2 separate regions of the Homo sapiens genome follow, and region 2 is linked to region 1. Evidence: read pairs that join two places in POLR2A ChIA-PET (ENCODE). Cell type or tissue: B cell. All regions are shown on one strand. Links, peaks and the distances in the headings refer to the core of each region. The heading gives the core; the rest is flanking DNA. Region 1 overlaps NFIC (nuclear factor I C). Region 2 has its middle 28 kb from the start of ONECUT3.

Region 1 (2,888 bases), core at 84-2,583:
GGGCTAAGAGTCAGAGAGGGCCAGGGCCTGCCCGAGGTGGCACAGTGGGGCTGGCAGAGCTGGGGTTCAGGCCATTTTCCATCTGGCGGCTTGGGCAGGTGGGCGCTCTCTCCCCGTGTGCCCCCCACCCGGGGCCTGGTGGCCTCTGATTCACTCTCTACAAGGCTCCACCACTCTCCCGCTGTATCTCCCTCTGGGTCTCTCTGTGCATCTCTCTCTGTTTCTCCCCCTCCCCTCTCTGCGGCGGAGGTGCCTCTGCGCGCCAGGGCCAAGCGCCCTGTAAATCACCAAAGCTGGGATTCTGGCAGAGTCAGCGTTCTCCTCTCTCTCTCTCTCTCTCTCTGTCTCCCTCCCTTTCTCCCCCCATCTCGCTCTCTCCTCCTCTCTCCCTCTCTCCTTCTCTGTCTCCCTTTCCGTCTTTCCCTCTTCCTTTCTCTCTCTCTCCCCGTCTCCCTTCTCTCCCTCTCTCCTTCTCTCTTCTCTCTCTCTTTCTCCCTCCCTACCTCCCTCTCTGTTCCTCTTCTTTCTCTCTGTCTGTCTCTTTCTTTCTCCCTCCCTTCCTCTCTCTCTGTTCCTCCTCTTCTTTCTCTCTCTCTGTCTCTCTGAGCTGGCCTCCCTCCCTGTCTCACACCAAATGGATGGGAAATGCTGCCTGGGCCTCCTGCCCCGGACACGGCCCGCCCCCCACTCTCCTGCCTGTGTCCACGCCGACCTCACCTGGGTGCCCATCTGCCCTGAGCACACAGCGTGCGGGCACCCAAGTCCTGACCAGTTCACATCCATGAGCACACGCTGGGCGCACACGCGTGCACACTCCCTGACACCCATACGGACGAGGACACAGCTCTGCCTGCCTCGGATCTGCCTTGATGGGGGTCACCAACACACAGACCTAGAGTGCCCCTCACATCTGCCTGAAAATCTTGCTCAGGAGGTGCCAAACCCAATATAGTACCTGGTATAGAGAAGGTGCCAAATAACTGCTATAGAGTGGTGCCAAATAAGTGTTGCTGTGCTTGTGATTGTTGCTAAACTAATTCTCCTCTTTCCTGACTCTGGTGGGTGACCTGCCCCCACCCCCGGACCGTTTCTTGCCCTGAAATGAAGTCAGCAGAAACCCCCACTTCCTCAGGGCTGCTGCAGATTCAGGGAGGCAGCACAATTTTTTTTTTTTTTTTTTTTTGAGGTAGAGTCTCGCTCTGTCGCCCAGGCTGGAGTGCAGCGGTGCGATCTTGGCTCACTGCAGCCTCCGGGGAGGCAGGACATTTCTGAGGTCCACAGTGCAGGGCTTGGTACTCAGTAGGTGCCCAATAAATACCTGTTGCACGAATGAATGAATGAATGAATGAATGAATGAATGTTTTTGGTTGAGAGGCGGGACTTTGGTCTTCCCGAGCCTCCATTTCTCCGCCAACATAAAATAAAAAACATAATGGCACTTTCCTCAGAGACATCGATGTACCTTAGTCCGACACCTGGTATACAGTAGGTGCCAAATAAGTGCTGCTGTGCTTATGGTTGTTGCTAAACTAGTAATTGCATTGAACACCCCAGAGGCATTTTCCAGTTTCCCTCCCTTCCCTCTGTGTGTATTTGCGCAGCGTAAGCCCAGCTTTGGGCTGGGTGACAAGGACAGTGGTGACCTGGAAAGGCCCAGGCTCAGACCCCTCTCTACTGTGGCATTTCTGTTAGTTTTTCTTTTCTTTCTTTTTTCTTTCTCTCTCCTTCCTTCCTTCCTTCCTTCCTTCCTTCCTTCCTTCCTTCCTTCCTTCCTTCCTTCCCTCCCTCCCTCCCTCCTTCCTTCTTTCCTTCTCTTTCTCTCTCTCTCCCTCTCTCTCCCTCTCTCTCTCTCTCTCTCTCTCTCTCTCTCTCTCTCTCTCTCTCGGAGTCTTGCACTGTCGCCCAGGCTGGAGTGCAGTGGCGTGATCTCAGCTCACTGCAACCTCCGCCTCCTGGGTTCACGCGATTCTCCTACCTCAGCCTCCCAAGTAGCTGGAATTACAGGCACGTGCCACCACGCCTGGCTAACTTTTGTATTTTTAGTAGAGACGGGGTTTCACCATGTTGGCCAGGCTGGTCTCAAACTCCTGACCTCAGGTGATCCACCTGCCTCGGCCTCCCAAAGTGCTGGGATTACAGGCATGAGCCACCGTGCCCGGCCTCTGTTAGTCTTTTCTCCCTGCCCAGCCCTGTCCAGGGTCTCCCTGAGTTTGACCAGCCCTGTGTGGGTACCAGCCTTCCTTACACATGGGGGTGCATGGATAAGGGGGGTCCCAGAGGCAGAAGATGGGAGCATTGCTTCAGTGGTCTGGATGCTGGAGATGCTAACAGATCAAAGCTGTGCCCTTGTGGGACCGACAGTCTAGGCCGGGTCGGGGACGGGCAGGAAACGAGGTGACCAGGACTCCTTGAGGATGTGGTGTGCGACCGACCTCGGGGATCAAACAAGGGGAAGGGAACCACGTGGGACTCGGAGAGTGTGCACGGTGCAGACCAGGTGTCACTGGACGCTCTGGCCCGAGACTGTTTGCTCAAGGGGCCCAGGAGTGGGGTGGGGGGGTGCCAGGAGGCCCAGGGACCAGTCCCAGCTCAGTTCCTCCCTGACTGTGTGACTTTGGTGGAAGATTTCATGCCTCAGTCTCCTCCTCGAGGTAGTGGGTGCAATGATAGTCCCCACTTTCATAGTAGACTTTTTTTTTTTTTGAAACAGAGTCTCGCTCTGTCGCCCAGACTAGAGTGCAGTAGCACAATCTGGGCTCACTGCAACCTCCGCCTCCCGGGTTCAAGCGATTTTCCCGCCTCAGCTTCCCAAGTAGATGGGATTGCAGGTGTGTGTCACCGCACCTGGCTAATTTTGGTGTTTTTAGTAGAGATGGGGTTTCACCATG
Region 2 (2,912 bases), core at 102-2,601, 1.6 Mb before region 1:
ATTGCTTGAACCCAGGAGACGGAGGTTGCAGTGAGCCAAGATGGTGCCATTGTACTGCAGCCTGGGCAACAAGAGCAAAGCCCTGTCTCAAAAAAAAAAAAAAAAAAAAAAGAGAGAGAGAGAGAGAGAGGGTCTTGCTCTGTCACCCAGGCTGGAGTGCAGTGATGCAATCATAGTTCACTGAAGCCTCCAACTCCTGGGCTCAAGAGATCCTCCTGCCTCAGCCTTCCAAAGTAATGGGACCATGGCCAGGCAGGTAGCTCATGCCTGTAATCCCAACACTTTGAGAGGCCGAGGTGGGCGGATCACCTGAGGTCAGGAGTTCAAGACCAGCCTGACCAACATGGTGAAACCCCATCTCTACTAAAAATACAAAATTAACCAGGTGTGGTGGTGCATGCCTACAATCCCAGCTACTTGGGAGGCTGAGGCAGGAGAATTGCTTGAATCCAGTAGGTGGAGGTTGCAGTGAGCCAAGATGGTGCCATTGTACTCCAGCCTGGGCAACAAGAGCGAAACTCCATCTCAAAAAAAAAAAAAAAAGAAAAGAAAGAAAGAAAAGAAAAAGTAATGGGACCACAGGAACTCACCACTCTGGCTATTTTTCTAATTTTTATTTTTGTAGAGATGAGATCTCGCCATGTTGCTCAGGTTGGTCGCAAACTCCTGGCCTCAAGTGATCCTCCGACCTCAGCCTCCCAAAGTGCTGTTTTTATAGGCAAGAGCGATGGCGCCCGGCCTCCTAGAGCTTTAGGAGGGAGTATGGCCCTGCCCACACCTTGATTTCAAATTTCAGGCCTCTAGACTGTAGAAAAATACATCTGTGGGGTTTTTTGTTTTGTTTTTAGAGACAGGGTCTCATTCTGTCACCCAGGCTGGAGTGCAGTGGTGCGATATCAGCTCACTGCAGCCTTGACCTCCTGGGCTCAAGTGACCCTCCTACCTCAGCCTCCCAAATAATTGGGACAAAAGGCACCACCACACCTGGCTAATTTTTGTATTTTTTTGTAGAGATCGGAGTCTCGCTATGTTGCCCAGGCTGGTCTCCAACTCCTGGCCTCAAATAATCCTCCTGCTTCAGCCTCCCAAATCATTGGGACCAAAGGCACCACCACGCCTGGCAAATTTTTGTAGATATGGGTGGGGTGGGTCTCGCTATGTTGTCCGGACTGGTCTCTTAACTCCAGGCCTCAAGCGATCCTCCCGCCTCGGACTCCCACAGCGCTGGGATCACAGCCTCCCCCCGCCCCGAGGTAGCGGGTGGTGGGAACGGGATTGGAATCCCGACTGTGGGGCCCCTGCGGCCACCTCCAGGATACAGCGGACCCCGATGAAGCCCTGGCCTGGGTGCTGGGGGAGGCTCCGCGGCGCGGTCCCGCAGGCGGGAGGCGATGCTGCCGACGCTATTGCTGCCATTACTATTACGGAGAGATGGGGCGGGGCGGGAGCACCGGGCCCTTCCCGGAAGCCCTTCCTGAGCTTATTCAGTGCCTGGGGCCGCGGCGATCGATGACAGCTGGGCGCCGGCCGAGCCCCCTCCGGGCCGCGCGGGGGCGCATGCGCGGGGCCGCGGGATCGATCGGCCGCGCTCGGGCCTCCCCGCACCCGCCCGACCCCGCCCCCCCGGCTCGTTGCCCGGCAACCTCTGCCCGGCGCGCTCCCATTGGCTGGCGGCGGCCCGGGCCCCGGCCGCGCGTGGTCACTTGGTCAGCGCGGGCTCGGCGTGGCCGGGGGCCTGGCTCCGGGCGCGGGTCGATGCCGCCTCGCATCTGACCTTTCCCGGCGCGGGGAGGGGGCCCGAGAGGATGGAGAGAGCTGGACCATCTTGGAAGAAAACTTTATTGACCCGTCTCTTATCTTGGGGACGCACGGTTCCAGCGGCGGGGGGCGAGGGTACGGCTGGGTGGGGGCAGGGGCGGCCAGGACCTTCCTCCCGGACATGCACGGACCCCCTGACCGCCGCCCCGGCCATCTCCCTGGGCGGGCTGCTCTCCATTCCCTAGACAGGAAAATTGAGGCTCACGAGGGCCCGGGGATTACCCAAGGCGCAAAGGGTTTATGAGGTGCAAGGGGCCTGGAGCCCAGAGAGTGTGGCTCGAGGGCTTCAGACTCTCTCTGCCACGCCGTGCTGACATCTGCACCCTCCAAGCAAAGCTAAAACATCTTCCCGCGTTGCTGGGTCCCACACCGTCGCAGCCTGGAACCCACCACCCCATAAGGAGGGACCGTTCCTTAAATTGAAATGCGATGTTGAACAGCCACGAAAAAGGACGAAATCGTGTCCTTTACAGCAACATACGTGCAGCTGGAGGCCATTATCCTAAGCGAATGAAAGCAGAAACAGAAAACCAAGTACCCATGTTCTCGCTTATCAGTGGAGGCTAAACATTGGGTACTCATGGACACGAGGATGGGAATAATAGACCCTGAGGACTTCTAAATCGGGGAAGGTGGGGGACAGGGGCTGAGAAACTCCTGGGTACCATGCTTAGCACCTGGATGACGACGGGATCGGTCATATCCCAAACCTCAGCATCACACCATATACCCATGGAACAAACCCGCATATGTACTCCTGAATCTAAAATTAAAAAGATGAAATTTCAAAATAGTAATAGGAAGGGGCCAGGCGCGGTGGCTCACGCCTGTAATCCCAGCACTTTGGGAGGTCAAGGCAGTGGATTCCTTGAGGTCAGGAGTTCCAGACCAGCCTGGCCGACTTGGAGAAACCCCGTCTCTACTAAAAGTACAAAAATTAGCCGGGCATGGTGGTGAATGCCTGTAGTCCCAGCTACTCGGGAGGCTGAGGCAGGAGAATCGCTTGAACCCAGCAGACGGAGGTTGCAGTGAGCTGAGATCGCACCACTGCACTCCTGCCTGAGCGACAGAGCAAGACTCTGCCTACAAAAATT

The links. Peaks named below come from ENCODE experiments on the same cell type or tissue, not always from the same donor. Only the 100,000 strongest peaks of a DNase experiment are listed, where the experiment ranks them.
Region 2: POLR2A ChIA-PET joins it to region 1 with 11 read pairs; 1 of 35 experiments calls an interaction of 5 or more read pairs at or near these places.

The regions. Positions count from the first base shown.
Region 1 is chr19:3,370,160-3,373,047 of GRCh38, forward strand. All of the region lies in intron 1 of NFIC (nuclear factor I C), which reads left to right. Among named protein-coding and RNA genes, the nearest start is that of NFIC, 5.0 kb to the left of the region's middle. RefSeq lists an enhancer at 752-801. In B cell, for the core only: no CTCF peak of the experiment used is centred there; a DNase peak (open chromatin) is centred at 1,101.
Region 2 is chr19:1,724,173-1,727,084 of GRCh38, forward strand. No RefSeq gene overlaps it. Among named protein-coding and RNA genes, the nearest start is that of ONECUT3, 28 kb to the right of the region's middle. RefSeq lists an enhancer at 1,278-1,777 and a silencer at 1,540-1,639. In B cell, for the core only: no CTCF peak of the experiment used is centred there; a DNase peak (open chromatin) is centred at 1,519; H3K4me3 peaks cover 349 bases; H3K27me3 peaks cover 1,773 bases.